Regions from separate parts of the Homo sapiens genome. Here region 2 is linked to region 1. A link is an interaction called in ENCODE POLR2A ChIA-PET data of the cell type or tissue named here. Cell type or tissue: endothelial cell of umbilical vein. All regions are shown on one strand. Links, peaks and the distances in the headings refer to the core of each region. The heading gives the core; the rest is flanking DNA.

The links. ChIA-PET counts read pairs that join two places held together with the same protein. Peaks named below come from ENCODE experiments on the same cell type or tissue, not always from the same donor. Only the 100,000 strongest peaks of a DNase experiment are listed, where the experiment ranks them.
Region 2: POLR2A ChIA-PET joins it to region 1 with 5 read pairs; 1 of 35 experiments calls an interaction of 5 or more read pairs at or near these places.

The regions. Positions count from the first base shown.
Region 1 is chr12:91,534,351-91,542,383 of GRCh38, forward strand. All of the region lies in intron 1 of LOC105369896 (a long non-coding RNA gene), which reads right to left. Among named protein-coding and RNA genes, the nearest start is that of LINC02823, 210 kb to the left of the region's middle. In endothelial cell of umbilical vein, for the core only: no CTCF peak of the experiment used is centred there; a DNase peak (open chromatin) is centred at 4,261.
Region 2 is chr12:92,620,309-92,628,341 of GRCh38, forward strand. The region is part of intron 1 of LOC105369905 (a long non-coding RNA gene); the gene reads left to right. The region is part of intron 1 of LOC124902983 (a long non-coding RNA gene); the gene reads right to left. Among named protein-coding and RNA genes, the nearest start is that of PLEKHG7, 79 kb to the right of the region's middle. In endothelial cell of umbilical vein, for the core only: no CTCF peak of the experiment used is centred there; a DNase peak (open chromatin) is centred at 4,133.

The DNA of each region.
Region 1 (8,033 bases), core at 3,098-5,597:
TTCTTGTTTTGTGCTTTAAAGAGTAAATTCTCTTTTAAAGAAACAAATAATAATAATACATTTCTTCATATTTATTCAAGTAGTTACAATTTCTGTATTATTCATCTGTTTGTGTAGATCCAGATCTCCATCTGGTAGTATTTTTCTCTTTTTTTCTGTTTCTTTTTTTTTTTTAAGACAGGGTTTCACCATGTTGGCCAGGATGGTCTCGATCTCCTGACCTCGTGATCTGCCCACTTGGCCTCCCAAAGTGCTGGGATTACAGATGTTAGCCACCGTGCCCAGCCAGTATTTTTCTTCTGCTTGGAAACCTTCCTTTCGATATTTTCTTATAGTTCAGGTCTCCTAGTGTTAAATTATTTCAGCCTTTGCATGTCTAAAACTGTCTTTGTTTTACTTTTTTGTCTGTAAGTTGTTTTTTTCTGAGTTAAAAATTCTAGTTTGACAGTTTTAACCTTTCAGTACATTAAAGATATTGCTCCACTGCCTTCTGGCTTACATTATTTCCAAAAACAAAACAAAACAAAACGAAACAAAAAAACCTCTGTTATCATTACCTTTGTCCTCTTCATAATGTCTTTTTTTCCCTGTCTTCCAAGATTTCCTCTTTATTATTGTTATAAGCAATTTGATTATTGCATGCTTTCATGTTTTCTTCATGTTTCTTGTGCTTCTAGTAACTATACCTTTATAGCTTTCATCAGCTTTGGGAAATCCTTAGCCATTATCTTTTCACACATTTTTTTCTCAACCCTCCCTCTTGATTCAAAACTCCAATTGGATTCAGTACTCCTAGTGTATTGACTATTGTTTACAATAATCTCTTGTATATTTCAAAATAGCTCGAAGAGAATAATTTCAATATTTCTAGCATAAAGACAAATATTTAAGTTCATGGATATATATCCCAATTACATTGATTTGATGTTTTACAAAGTATATGAATATATTAAATTATCACATGTTCCCTGAAAAGATGTACACCTGTTATGTACAAATTAAAAAAAAAAAAGCTTAAAAGAATTTTTTTTAAAAAAGCTTAAATCTTCTTGGGCTTTGTACTGGATGCAGTTGTTACTTGCAAATTATTTAATCCTTTCAAGTCTTTATATTTTAAGCTTCATTAAATGGACCATATTACTGTTTATTCTTGGGTTAATTTCCCCCACTACTGAGCCAAGACCTTTGTTAGTGCTCTAATTGATGCCTCATGAATTGTGGTTTTCTACTTTGGGTGTTAGGAACAGACACTATTGTCAACCTTTTGGAACTTAGGACACTCTTCTTTCTAATTCCTTTGGATAGTTATTTTTTTTCTGTATTAGCTAGCTTTTTCACATGAGTGTGCAAATCAGTACTTAATTGAAACCTTCATGGGTACCTTCTTCAGGTCCTTAGAGTTCTTTTTCTGTGCATCTCTCTTTTCTCTAGCACTCTGCCCTGAGGGCTCTAGACAACTTTGCTTCCTCAGACTTCCAGCTCCATCTCAACTCAGGGAAAGCATCAGATTCAGCCTGGATTCCCTTTCTCTACACTGTGGCCCAGAATATTTCTCCATCTAGTAATCTGGATCAATAATAATGAATTCTTTATTTCTTTTCTTCTATAAAACATCACTACTCTTTATAGAATGATGTCCAATGTCTTGAGCATCATTGTTCTATGTATGCTCTTACTATTATTATTTTTTAGTTATTTCCATTACTGTATCTGAAACAGATGCATCCTGAACTGGAATTCTTAACTACTTCACCATACAACTTTTTTCTTCATTTACTATTTGCTAGTTTAGTAAGATAACACTCCCCTCTTTAAAGCACCCACTACTTTGATAGAAGACAGATAAATAATTTTTTCTCAGTTGGCATTGTAACAAGTCTAACTAGACTATTCCACATTTCTATAAAACCACAGATAAGTGATAAGCCCCATGAGTCTCATGGACATCAGACTACTTTGTTTTGCGGTAAATGAAGTTCCTTGGTTGAAATGGACAAGGACTGCCATATGCAGATTTATTAAATGGAAGTACCGGTGGGAAACAAGATCAACAAGGAAAGTAACTATAAATTTGAAATAAATGTCTATTTTAATGAAAAAACAATAAGTAGTTTTTCCCAAGCTTAATGGTGTTTCAGAAAATATGTTTTACACTAAGAATACTCTCTTTAATGAGACCACAATAGTGGCTTTGTATTGACGTAAATGGAGCATTACCTGTGGCATGCCACATTTGGCCTTGTTGAAGGGATATCTCTCTGCCAACATAGCCATATTGTTCTTGAGTTCTTTGAGCATATCATATGACAGTTGCAGAGGAAAGTGGCTGATAATTGCAAAACAACTAAATTATCAATATAGTTATTTAAATCCTCCTCTACAAGATCAACTTTTTGTTGCATATTTATGTGGTAATCTAATACTCTTATACTAGAAGCACATTTTGAATGGCCTAGACATGTGCAACCTTCTCTCATTATGACCTTCGAGCTATAACATAACACCACAGAATTTTAATTCCAAATGTGATCACTATATCATGAAGAATCACCTATAACTTAGGTTTCATTTTTTTTTCTCCTTAGCCAACTTCTCAAAAAAAAAAAACCAAACAAAAAAACTTACCGCAAAGCCACAAGTATGGGTTAAAGAAGAGCCATCATTATGCCTAGCATAGGCACACAATGTGTGTGGTGTGTGAACCACCCACTCATTCAACTCAAAGGTGTCTTCAGGAGCTCTTGATTTAGTTTTCATAAACTAGATTATTTATATTTGATGGTAGATTGCTGCTGGGCATGTGCCAAAGTAATTAACAACACATATTTTATTATTAAAACTTGGATTGCATAATCATTTGGTGAACCTATGATCAAATACCCATCAATGCCTCTTAAATAGTTGACCATATAATTTATTAACAAAATTAGGATGCAAGGGTAAAGCAGGACTGTGCCAGAAAGCAGAATGTATAACCACTTTATAATACTTTACAACTCTAAGCAAGCCAAGGTTAATTTTTTTTTTTGAGATGGAGTTTCACTCTTGTTGCCCAGGCTGGAGTGCAATGGCACGATCTCGGCTCACTGCAACCTCCACCTCCCGGGTTCAAGTGATTCTCCTGCCTCAGCCTCCCGAGTAGCTAGGCTTACAGGCACCCCCCACCACATCTGGCTAACTTTTGTATTTTTGGTAGAGATGGGGTTTTGCCATGTTGACCAGGCTGATCTTGGAACTCCTGACCTAAAGCGATCTGCCTGCCTTGGCCTCCCCAAGTGCTGGGATTCCAGGTGTGAGCCACTGTGCCCATCCACAAGAGTTAATTCTTCTTCTTTTTTTTTTTTTTTTTTAATTATACTTTAAGTTCTGGGATACATATGCAGAACATGCAGGTTTGTTGCATAGGTATACACGTGTCATGGTGGTTTGCTGAACCCATCAACCCCTCATCTACATTAGGTTATTTCTTCTAATGCTATCCCTCCCCAGCCCCCAATCCACTGACAGGCCCTGGTGTGTGATGTTCCCCTCTCTGTATCTATGTGTTCTCATTGTTCATCTCCCACTTATGAGTGAGGCCATGTGGTGTTTGGTCTTCTGTTCTTATGTTAGTTTGCTGAGAATGATGGTTTCTAGCTTCATCCATGTCCCTGCTCCTCTATGTGCTCTTCTGTGGCCCTACTACTATTCCCTCTCTAGAGTAAACTGGGCAGCTGGAAGCCCTAAATCCTGCATGTCTCCCTGGAACAAAAGCTGGTGTTCTATGTCTTGGACCCTTATCATGGTGTTCCTCAGTCTTGAGCCTCCTGTCTGCCAGGTTCCCATTGTTCTCAACCTGAAAGGGTCTTGAGACATTCATTGTGATTGCCATCCTCTGTCTTTCCTGTCAGACTCCCTTCCCCCGCCACCAAAAGAGGCAGAGATGTATGATCATTTTTCAATTTAAATAAAATACAATTTTAACATCAAAATGAAGAATGAAGGGAATATAATTCTTCCCTTCTCATTTCTTTCTTAGAAGCTGGACAACATCCAGTTCTTTTTCCACTCCCATTCCTCTACTCAGATGAGAGGATCCAGACATTACCTGGTTTAGTAACCAGGCATGCATTTGGAAGATCTGTGTTTTTATCCCAGCTTTGCACTAAAGGAAGTCATTTAATTTCCTTGAGCTTCATTTTTTACCTCTAAAACAGGAAGTCGAGCAACTTGATGCTTACTATCTCGCTGGCCCATAAGTAGAGTCATATCCTAAGGTCAATTAATCTAAGCTAGAAACAACAATCATTTTTAAAAATCATTAATTAACACTCGTAAGAATCTCCTCTGACCAGTGGCTCCAGGTGTTTATACAGATCTCTAGTTATTGTTTGAGTCGAAGCCAATGTCTAATAATCCCCTAGATGTCTGTCTAGATCCTTTTACCTAGTATTCACTTGCTGTCACAGGTGTTTCTACATTTCCTCAGGGAAGGCCACCTCCGCAGACATATTTACAGTGTTATTTTAAGGTTCTTCATAAAGGATGTCCACTAATACTTTGAGAGTCAGCTCTCAGATATGGGGAAAGGTCATAATTTTTTAAAGTGATGGGTGAAGTCAAGTCTCTCTTCAAGTCAGGGTGGCCGTCCATTTCACATGCTAAATAGGACCTTAGCAGGATGCCTATGTATGTAGCTCCCATACATGGGATTATGTTCTGATTAATGTCATAACCATTAATCACCAACAAATCTCTCTAATTACCATGTAGGCTCTGCTGGCTATTTTAGAAAACATGACTAATTTGCCTTAGCCAGTTAAATGCTACTTCACGGTCTTAGCTACCTCACAATCCTCTTTTCTTCAACAGTACTTGGGACCCTATTCTAATTACAGGATATTTCAACTCCCATCCGCATTGTGATGCTTCCTTTATTGATGTAGGTCTCTAGGTCATGGTGAAATGAGTGACCTGGATTCCTGAACAGAACATAAGTGGTGGGAACACGATGATTCAAGCATTAAAATTATACCCCAGCCTCTATCACTCAAAGCCCTTTTATTTCATCTAATATATTATAGCAGAGAAATTTCTGTAATTTCATCATCATTTAGGGTGGACCACCATTGAATCCCAGGTTTTGTTAGCCAAAGCACACAATTCAATTAAGAATCTTTGATAAATTCATCAGCTACCAATACTTTCATCCAGATTCTTTATCAAGGACCCTAGAAATTCATTCCCGCATCCTATACTGAAATTTTAACTAATAAAAATTAACACGTATATATCTTTCCTTCCTGGATTCAAATTCATAATGTCTCTCAGGTTGTGCTTGCATTTTTCTCCAACTAAAATATAAGCCACAGAAAAACAAGATTTGTTTAGTTTATTGCTATATAAAGTTGGCATCTAAGGAATATTTAATTAATAAAATAGTGAATTAGTTTTTTGAGTTTTAGATCTGGAAATAATACAAGCTGGTTATATAAGAGAAAAACTGACTCCTTCTCCAGGTGTGACTCCTTCAGTGAAGAGTAATCGCAATGTATTCGCACTTTGTACGAGTTATATACTGAATTGTCTCTGTGATGAATCCTAGTATGATACCCAGAACATGTACAACATGTTTTTTTCTTATTACTGTAGATTAGTCAGTCATTATATTTGGTAGTTTTGATCCCAGTGGCTTTTGCTCTCTGTGAGAAATAGATTAAGTGATAATTTTCTTAATAAAATGTAGCCTTATAAGTTTCCAAGTAAATGCAATATTAGTATTCAGAGCAATAGATCTAAAAATTAGAATGACTCTTTCTCAAAAAATAGCCTTTGTATTGAGACTCTCCTTAAACAAGCTTTGACGCACACTCCAAGATGATTAGTGGAGTACATTGAACTACTCCTTCATGTTATATATTAGGAGCACACTTTTGACTCTCCGCTGCCTTGCAAGATTCTGCAATGTTTTCCAGGGCTAAGATCTGCAGAAAGTAAATTTTTGACTTCATTAGTCAATTGCTATATTTAACAGAAGTTCTTAGATGAAAGAAGCGGCAAAATGTCTATTTTTCCTCATAGCTCTTTTACTAAATTAAATTAAAACTGAGCTGTAAAAACTAATGCTTTTACTGCTTCTTTTTCTACAAAATGGAAGCATACACTGGGAGAAAATTAACTAACAAATCAGAAGTAGGTCTTATCTCCTATACTATTGCTTGCCAAGTTGCCTAGGCTTGTCCCAGCTATTTAGTGGTAAAAGGGAATTACTCTTTAATTTCACCTCATCTAAAACCAAAAAAGCACTCTGGTTTCTTGGAATACCATTCCTTCTTACATCAAATAAATATGAACACCTTTATTATAAATTAACCAATGCTTCCCCTGAAGCCTCTCTCTGGAAACTCCCCTGTTTAGAAGATAATAGATAGTATCTTCAAAAGCATCATCTTCCGTGAAATTTCTTTTCCAATCCAGGCAATCTTTCTTGTGATTTCTTCTTGACTAAATTGGTTTTAATTACATTCCTGTTTGCTTTTAGTCTCATTGTCTAAATTAAATTTAGCATTAATATGATGTGTCCAAGACAGCCATGTAGTTTTATTACTTTTCCAATCTGGATTTTTTAACAGAGGTGAATTGTAATGGCTCATATCTCTTCTTACCTTTATCTCTATCAATGAACACTTCAAACCCTTTTTGAATATACAAAATAAAATAGTATATGAAGATTCAGAGATGTTTCCACCATTAGCTAAAAATTAAAACATTTAACACTGGTATTAAAACAAAAAAAAGTACTCCTTAAAATTAACAATAACTGAGAAAAAGATAATTTTTAAAATCCAAAATAAGAAGTTCATTTGGAATATTTAGTACAGATTAGTTTAAGCTTTCTTAGGGGAAAAGAGGAGCATTAGTTTCTATTGCTATGTACCAAAGCATCACACATTGAGCAGCTTCAAACACCACCTGTTTATTAGCTCACAGCTCATTGGGTAAAAAGCATGGCATACCATTGCTGGTTCTCTTTTCAGGCTATTGTAAAGCTAAGTAATGATGTAACACGGCTAATATCTTTTCTAGAGGCTCTGAGGGAAATTCTGCCGTCAAGTTCATTCTTGTCATTAGAAGAATTCAATTCCTTCCTTTTGCAAGACTGTCTGTCTTTTCCTGCTGGTCAGCCAAAGACCACTTTCAGCAACTAGAGGATCCCACCTTCATTATTTGGCATCTGGCCCCCTTCATCTTCAGGCCAGCAACAGCACCTTGAATCCTGTGCTCTTCTGACTTTCTCCATCTCTGTCCCTCTAGAATCAGATTTGGAAGGCCAGCATGATGAGGTCAGATCCACTTGCATGATCTCCCTATTTTAAGGTCAACTGATTTGGGAACTTAATTAAATCTACTTACATATGCAAAATGCCTTTGCCATAGAATGAAAAATAATCATGACAGTAATATCTCTCAATAATCACAGATTCCACCCATACTTGAAGAGAGATTATGCAAGAGCAAGGGTCTTTATAACTCATTTCAGAATTCTGCATCCCACAGGGAACAACGCATAATTTGGACAAAAACTACTGAGAATTTCCCCTATGAGAAAAAGAAAAAACTATTTTGTTTCTTTGTTAAGGCAATACTAAATTTACCATTTACTATAAACCATTACTGAATAATATCGATATTTACATGGCTATTAAATACTAAAGTAAAATTTTAGTTTTGGTTTTTATTGTGAAAGGAGTAAAAATCGAAATCATAAAAATATTCATAGATATGTAGCCACAAGGCCCTTCAGGAATCAATTTTTTTTAATTGTTTTCTTATAAAGTGTGTGAATCATACTGGCTTCAGTCAGCCTTGCAGAGAAATAAAGACCTTGACAGCCAAGTAGCTAATGAAGGCAGTAGAATTTTCAGCATCTTGTCATTTGCTGCCATCTCTGCCACCACCTCTGTGCCCCAGGGAATTAGCTATTTGAAGAAGGGTCAAAGGGCCTCAAATGGTGTTGGAGCTTGCATGTAAAATGACACCATCTTGACTCAATG
Region 2 (8,033 bases), core at 3,074-5,573, 1.1 Mb after region 1:
CTGAGTTGATCACGACCCTCATTCTTTTGGCCTTCAACATCTCCCTTCTTCTGTTTTTGAATTAATTGAGAAAGGCAATTGCAAAATGTGCAGCCTTCAATTGCCGGTTGGTGGTTCATTCTGGCTTTGCATTCAGCTGGTGCTGAGGGAACCAGGCCCATGGCTGGGATCCATGAGTCCCTCCAGTCTCCTGTTCCTGTATCCATAAGCCCACAAAACTTACTTCCTTCAATTTACACTGCACAAGTGGGTCTATTAGATGCTATGGGTTGTGACAGATAAATTTCCCTCCTAGTTGTACTTCCAAATCCCTGATTCCCTCGTTTCTCCTTCTGTGGAGAAAGGTGTAATTTACAGGGAATAAGCAACAGTTGAGCAATATATTCTCCCTGGTTCAAAAACCCAAAGATCTTGTAACATTACCACTAACTGAATTTCTCCTTCACAATCGGAATCAACAACTCGTGGGACTACAGTAATGTCCTGTATGTTAAGATGACTTTTATCCAGAATTAATGCCATGTATCCTGTTGGCAAAGGTCCCCAAATACCAGTGGGAATCTTAGTGAATTTGTTTCCTCCAATTAATGTAACCCATTCTGTGACTGGGAGATCTAATCCTGCGCTTCCAGGTGTTCCTAAGCCTTTTGTACATCTCACAGGTGCCAGTGCACGTTTACAATCTGTTTGCATTCCCAAAAGCCAAAGCCAAAGCTAGCATTTCTGCAGCCACAAAAGAAGATGGTACAAGCCAATTTTCATCCTCCTTCTCCTGTTTACCACTTTTGATAGGTGCTGTAGGTGGGGCAAAAAATTCTCTCAAACCCTGAAATAATAGCAAAAAGACAGTACAAACCAAACTTCAAACAAAAAAAAGAAAAGAAATAGCCAAATTCTTCCCCATGTTACCCTGATTTAAAAACTTCCCATTTTTTATACCTCTAGGGCACTGACCAGTACCTTTTTAGAGCACTGACCTTATATTGCTGCCAGCACACTTGTAACGGGGTTTCTCGTTTGTCTGGTTGGTTTTAGTTTTTTTCTGGGCTTTTAGTTTCTTCTACTCCAGCAGACCTTCCTCTTTCAAGTCCCTATAGGACCCTATCTTTCCCTGTCTGTCCCTGCAAGTTTCTGCTAGCTTCTGCTAGTCTCTGCTAGTCTCTGCTAGTCTTTGCTAGTCTTTATCCTTATCTGCCCCTGTCTGTCCCTATGGTCCCTGTTGGTTCCTGTAAGTTCCTGCAAGTCTCTATCTTTCCCTACCTATCTCTGTTTGTCTCTATTTATCCCTACTTATCTCTATTTGTCCCTTTGTCCCTGCAGGCCTCTTCAGGTCCCTTCAGGTCTCTGTTTGTCCCTGATTGTCCCTGTTCCAGCGCCACTTGTGGCAGGCTGCCTCGGTTACTACTTGAGACCATCACTACGAGACTGAACAAAGGAGGACAAACACAGAAATGAAAACTTAACACAAAAGGAACTATTTTAAAGAAAGCAGCCAGGGGAAGAAGAAGAGGGCTCCCTGCTTCTAGTGAGCAAAGGCAGCAGCCGGCTGAGCCTCTATAGCCCTTCATATTTATTGGGTAGAAAGAGCAAGGAGCAGGAGGTAATGAATGGTCAGCTGCTTAATTGATCACAGGTTCACATTATTGCTAACAGGCTTCAGCTGTGCCTAATTACAAGAAATACTTGTGCCTGGGTCATGACTGCCCTCAGCATTCCTTCTGGGTGGCAGATGCAGTTTGTCAATTTGCCAACATCCTGCTTTCATGAGAAACAGTTTGCTGTTTACTCATATAGCTTCCAGTGGTATACTGAGTTGATCACGATCCTCATTCTTTCGGCCTTCAACAAAGGGTGCATGGAGTTGCATGCCATTTTTGTACCTCCCAGAACCCCAAGTGTTAACCAACCCTGAAATTCTCTAAACTTTATAGATTAGGGGGTTTTATGGTGGTCTGTTTATGTAGACATGACTGACTAAATCACTGGCCATTGGTGAGTAACTCAGTTTTTAGTGATTATCTCAATCTCAAATCTCTTTCTTTCAAACCTCTAGTCATGCCTTGGTCTTTCTAGCAAGCAGCCCTCATTCCAAAGCTATCTAGAAGTTCTCAGCCACCAGCCATCTTATTTGCATACAAAAGACATTCATCAACATATATGGTATGGTACATATCATAGCTGTCAATACACATCTTGAGTGAATTGATTTTTGTAATTTTTATATTGTAAAACTATAATTTTATAATTTAACCATCAAAACTAAATTCCATAAATGTCTTTTTAGAGTAGGGAAACTATGGTAAACAAAGATGAAACACCTTATTACCCAATGCATTTGGTAGCAAAATTAGTGTCATAATGCCAATTTCTGTTTTCTAGTCTGCTGCTCTAACTGCCAAGCCCTTCTATATCTTCTCAAGAGGATTTTGAATGCAATATGTTTCTCATTTGGGTAGATTACTTCCTGTCTTATTTTCCTTCATAGCACGTAACACTGTCTATTCTGTGTAGACATTCTATATGTTACCACTATGGTCTGAATGTGTCCTCCATAAAGCATTTGTTGGAAACTTAATATCCAGTGCAACAGTGTTGAGAGGTGGGACCTGATGGGAGGTGTTTAGGTCATGAGGGCTCCATCCTCATGAATAGATTAATGCTGACTCTAAAAGGGCTTGAGACTGCAAGTCTGATCTCTTGCTGTCTGTTTTCCCTTCTGCCATGGGGTGACACAGCAAGGAGGCCCTCATCAGATACAACTCGATCTTGGATTTCTCAGCCCCACCAAATCATGACCCAAATACATTTTATTATAAATTATCCAGTCTGTGGTATTCTGTTATAGGAACACAAAGTGGACAAAGACATTTACTTATTTACCATTTTATTGTCTGTTTCCTCCAACTAAAATGAAAGCATAGGTGGTACAGGGCAGATATTTATATCTGTTGTGCTCATTGGTATATTCCCAGAGTCTAAGACAATGCCTGAAAGAGAAGGCACTCAACGAGTATTTGTTGGATAATAAATAGTAGGTGTTTGATATATCATCTATTAATTAGTGAATAAATGAATGAATAGCATAGTACATGGAATTTAGTTTTCCAGAGATATCATGTGCATTTCACAGTAATCTTCCCTCTTAAATAGAAGCTATAGGTGCTATTTAACTCTTTATGACTCTGGATCATTGATATAACCTAAGTCACTGCAAAGTAATGCCTTCACTGCCTATCAAAGCTTTTAAAACTGGCTATTCCTCAAGCATATTTTGTGTGTGCAGTCATTTCTCTCTACCACTCCTCACTGCTTTCTTTGTAGTTATTTTGGTCAAGTCCTTTTCTAATTTGCATGTTCAAACTCAGGCTTATTAAGCTCCTTAGAAATTAATCTGTTGCCTTTGATTGACAACTAAGGGATTTTCTTATAACTCAAATTCTATTATTTGAGTACTCAAACAGTTCTTAATGTACATTTTTGCTCCCCAGAAGTCACTCTGCCAACTTTCACATTTTACTGTGCAGTCAATTGAAGTAACAAAGCAAATGATTTCTGAAAGCCTGGGAAAATGGGCTATTAATGAAATTTTGGCTACTATATATGAATATATATATATTGGTATATATATATATGTATAAACTATGAATTGTGATGTACTTCACACGCAGAAAGCAAAAGTCTTTGTGTACATAAAAGGGAATGCAAAAATCTGGATTTTATGATCACTAAATTACTTTTCAAAGAAAAGTATATACTAAAATCCCCTAAAAATTCTTCAGTTAAAAGACTCATTCATACTTATTAAATTCACTATTTGCCTTTTCCCAGATTCAAATGTAACATCAAAATTCACTGATTTACTTTTCAAAGGTCCGAATTATTTTAATTGCTTTTTAGAATATGATGCCCTTAGCTCAATCAAGTAGTATTAATTCCATCTCTCTGTGCAACTAACTTAATAACCCTTTTAGCCTGTGGATGCAGAAAGTAGTTCAGAGCTTTGAAGATTTGTAACCAGACCCCTTTAAGTCCCACAGATGACCTGATTAGGTTGATTAAAGTTCTCTGAACACCTTAGTCATTTTGCAGTGAGGCAGCTGCTGTATTACTCAGAGCAGTAATATGTGCCTGACCTAATTCTTCAAACTTTACACTGGGGTCAAGCCGCTTAAAGCCAAAAGAGTTTTTGTTGTTTTGTTTTGTTTTATTGTATCAATAGAAAAGTAAAACATAATGATTTAGGGAAAAAAAATTCACCTTTCAGGGCTGATTTCTATCTTTGGCATTCTGAATCACTTTTTCCTATATTGGTCCTCCAATTATGAGTTTCTTTTTTGCCATCTTCTCTCTGTCCTAATTCCTCAAGATAAGTTCTTCTCTTCTTGAAAAAAAAAAAAAAAGATGAGTTTACAGTCACTAGCTTTGAATCATGTCATAATATTATGGGCTAAATTGTGTCCCTCTCTCCTAAATTTTAGAAGTTGAATCCTAACCCCTAGGACCCCAGAATGTGACTGGATTTAGAAATAGAACCTTTAAAGAGGTAATTAAGGTAACATGGGCTCCTATAGGTGGGCCCTAATCCAATATGGTGGTATCCCTATTGAAGGAGATTATAAGAGATATGTGGGCACACAGAGGAAAGACCATCTGAAGACACAGGGAGAAGGCAACCATTTGCAAGCCAAGGGGAGAGGCCTTAAAAGAAGCCAAACTTAATGACACTTTGATCTTGAACTTCTACCTTCCATAATTATGAAAAAGTAAATTGTTGTTTAAGCCACTGACTCTGTGGTGCTTTGTTATAGGAGTCCTAACAAACTAATAATGCAGCTTTGCCACTTCCTAAGCATATGACTTCTCTGTAACGGTGAAATCTACGTCTACTTTGAAGAATTTGGAGAATTAAGCAAAACATACGAAGTTCTCAATTTTCCTACATAATGCATTGCTGAAAATTTTCAAATTGGTTAAACTTGAACATCACGATTATGTATTCAGTAAATGGGACTCCATGTTCAGTGTGCTATAAAAAAATTCCTAATTTCATCCAATTCTAAATATAATCTTTGACCATTGATTTTTAGAGTTTTGCACATGTTCTATAATTTTGTTCTTTGCTTTGACAATTAAACCACAGTCGACTGGCTTAAGATCAATGAATGTCCAATTAAGGATAAATTGTCCCAATTTTTGGCACCCTGATGCTTTCCAACTTTTTCTAAATTGAATTAAATGCATGAGACCACATTACTCATTATTAAAATCAGTACTCTTATACTTTCATTTTTTCCTTTCCATGCATATTATAAAATAAGTACAAAAGTATGAAAAAATCCAAATTATTAAATAAACCACTGCTACAAAGATTAAAATGGAGGATGCTGCCAGAATTGAACTATCAGCCGAGAGGCAACTCTACCAGGCTAAAAAAAAAAAAATGAATTCGTTATTTCAGGTCCACAGGTCTAAATTCAACCTGGAAAAGATGATGAAGGAGGTCAAATGTATAACAGTACAGTTGTGGTTTATGTGCAAGCAATGACTCTGTTAGCTGAGTGCCTTGTTCTCAATAAGCAGTAGCTATTATGATTCTTATTGTTGTTGGTTTTGTTATAATTGCTGATGTTAATATCTAAATGTATTCTAATTGTGTCATATGTCTAAGTAGATTGGTCTAAATAGATTGCAAGGACTTGCAGTCTACCAACAAACATCCATCAAGCACTGACTTTGTGCCAGGCATAGGACTAGAAGGTAGTGATGTGAGCCCCTGAGTCGCTCACATTCTAATGGATGAGGCACACACATGAGCAGATCAACCCCAGTGTAGTGTGGCAAATGAGACAAGGCAAATGAGACAACCAAGGTGTGTATAGAGTCTTCAACCACAACCCAACTGTCTCTCTTTTATGGGGAAGGGCCACAAGAGTAGAATCAGGGGGGACATCAAGAAGGATCTTAAAACCTGCACAGGAGAGAGGTACTATTGAATACTCCTCTGCCATCACAGTAACAGGCAAATAATATGTGCTTCAGTGATCATTTGTTCTGTGACCAACATGTTTGTTGTCCATTTTGTACTCTTCTCTTGGTCGCTGCTTATCAATGGTCTTTCAATAATTCTGCTCATAATTATGTTAAGGCATTCATATGCTGTACTTTATTTCTTTCAATCCAAAGACATTGAATATAAGATACACTCTGTTAAGTTTCAGCTGAAAAAAAGCAAAGCTCAGAACTGTCGTGTAGTCTGATAAAGCTTATGTAGCTGGGATGTGGTTAAACCTGCTATAGTCTGAATGTTTGTGTCCCCTCAAAATTCCTATGCTGAAACCCAATCCCTAGTGTGATAGTATTAGGAGGTAGATAGTATTGGGAGGTGATAAAGTCATGAGGGTGGAGACCTCATGAATGGGATTAGTGCTTTTATCAGACTGTAAAGAGACCAGAGTTCTCCTCTTCCACCACATGTGGATTCAGCAAGAAGATGCTGTTTATGAATCATGAAATGGGCCCTCACTAGACCTCAAATCTGCCAGCACTTTGATCTTGGACTTCCCAGCCTCCAGAACTGTGAGACATAAACTTTTATGCCATAGCCACCCAGTCTATGGCATTTTGTTGTATTAATAGCAGCCCAGATGAACTGGTACTACCTAGATATTCTGACCTCCTTCCAGAAAGTCACCAGATGACTAGTGCACGGTGCTTGCTCTTATACTGCGTTACCCTGTGCTATTGTGAAACAACTGTCCTTGTCCTTTATAAAATGTAGGTCTGTAAAAGGGATCACAACAGCCACTGCTATTCGCAAATTATCGAGACCACCCAAATTAATAAGTCATATTAATCACAGACTCACCCAATATGATGACAAAGGGAATCTTAAAAACCATCTAGTTAAACTCTCCATATTTGACTGATAAGGAAACCAACGCCAAAGAATAAATAACATGCCCAAGGTCACCTAGGAAATAGGCTGGAGAGCTAGGGCTGAAACACCAGCTGCCATCCTTCTGTACTGCTAATAATTAGGTAACTTAGGTAACTATCAATTAGATCTTTGAGGAACAATATGTGTGGCAGTTTAGAAAAGAGACCCCACAGCCAGAGACCCTCTGATTAGAATCTGCTCCACAACACATACCAGCTGTCACTTAAACTTTCTGGACCTTAGTTTCTTGTCTGTAAAATGGGAATAATAATCATATCAACTCAGAGAGTTAAATGAGATAACATGGCTGAAGCACTTCGAGTCATACCTAACAGAGTAAGTATTCAATGAAAGGAAGATGGCATGCTTATCTTCACTACTCATGCTACAGACACTAGGTAGATACTATTGTAAAAGCTATGTTATGGTCAAAATGCTAGAAATGTTGATTTGCCAGTCCCAGTGCAGGATTGTGCAAGAGAATTTCACAGGCCACAGAGGGCTGCCTACCGTGGCCACCTTTGAGGTTACTACTCCAATCTAGAACACCTAAAGATAGAAATTTGCAAAATCCTGGGAAATGCCTCATGTTCAAAACAGAGTAGTCTACTATGCAAGCCAATATCTCTCTTCTATGGATATTGGTCATTAAAACCTTTCTAACTTAATATCTATGGACTATTAAATCTAAATATTTTTAACAGCATTAAGCACCCTGGATTGCTGTGTATAAATCTACTCCATTTTTACCAGTTAAAACGTTCCGCACTAGACACATTTTTGCTAGTACATTAGAACCACACAGTTAGTACCTTTTTTTTCCCCTGAGAGAAAGAGTCTACATTTCTGACACTGCTAGAGGAAACAAAGCTACTTTGTTATTAAACTACCATTGTTTTTAGTTCCTTTGTCCACAAAACCATAATGAGACACATACAGAGTATCCACATTTAGATCTGGTGTGCTAACAGAATGCTTTCTTTCGGGGAAAAAAAGTATATATAAAGAAAATTACTGTACAAATAAACATGTCCACCTGTTGACAGTGCTGGTAACCACTGGGCAATATACTTTGTCTCTCTGAGACTTTGTCACA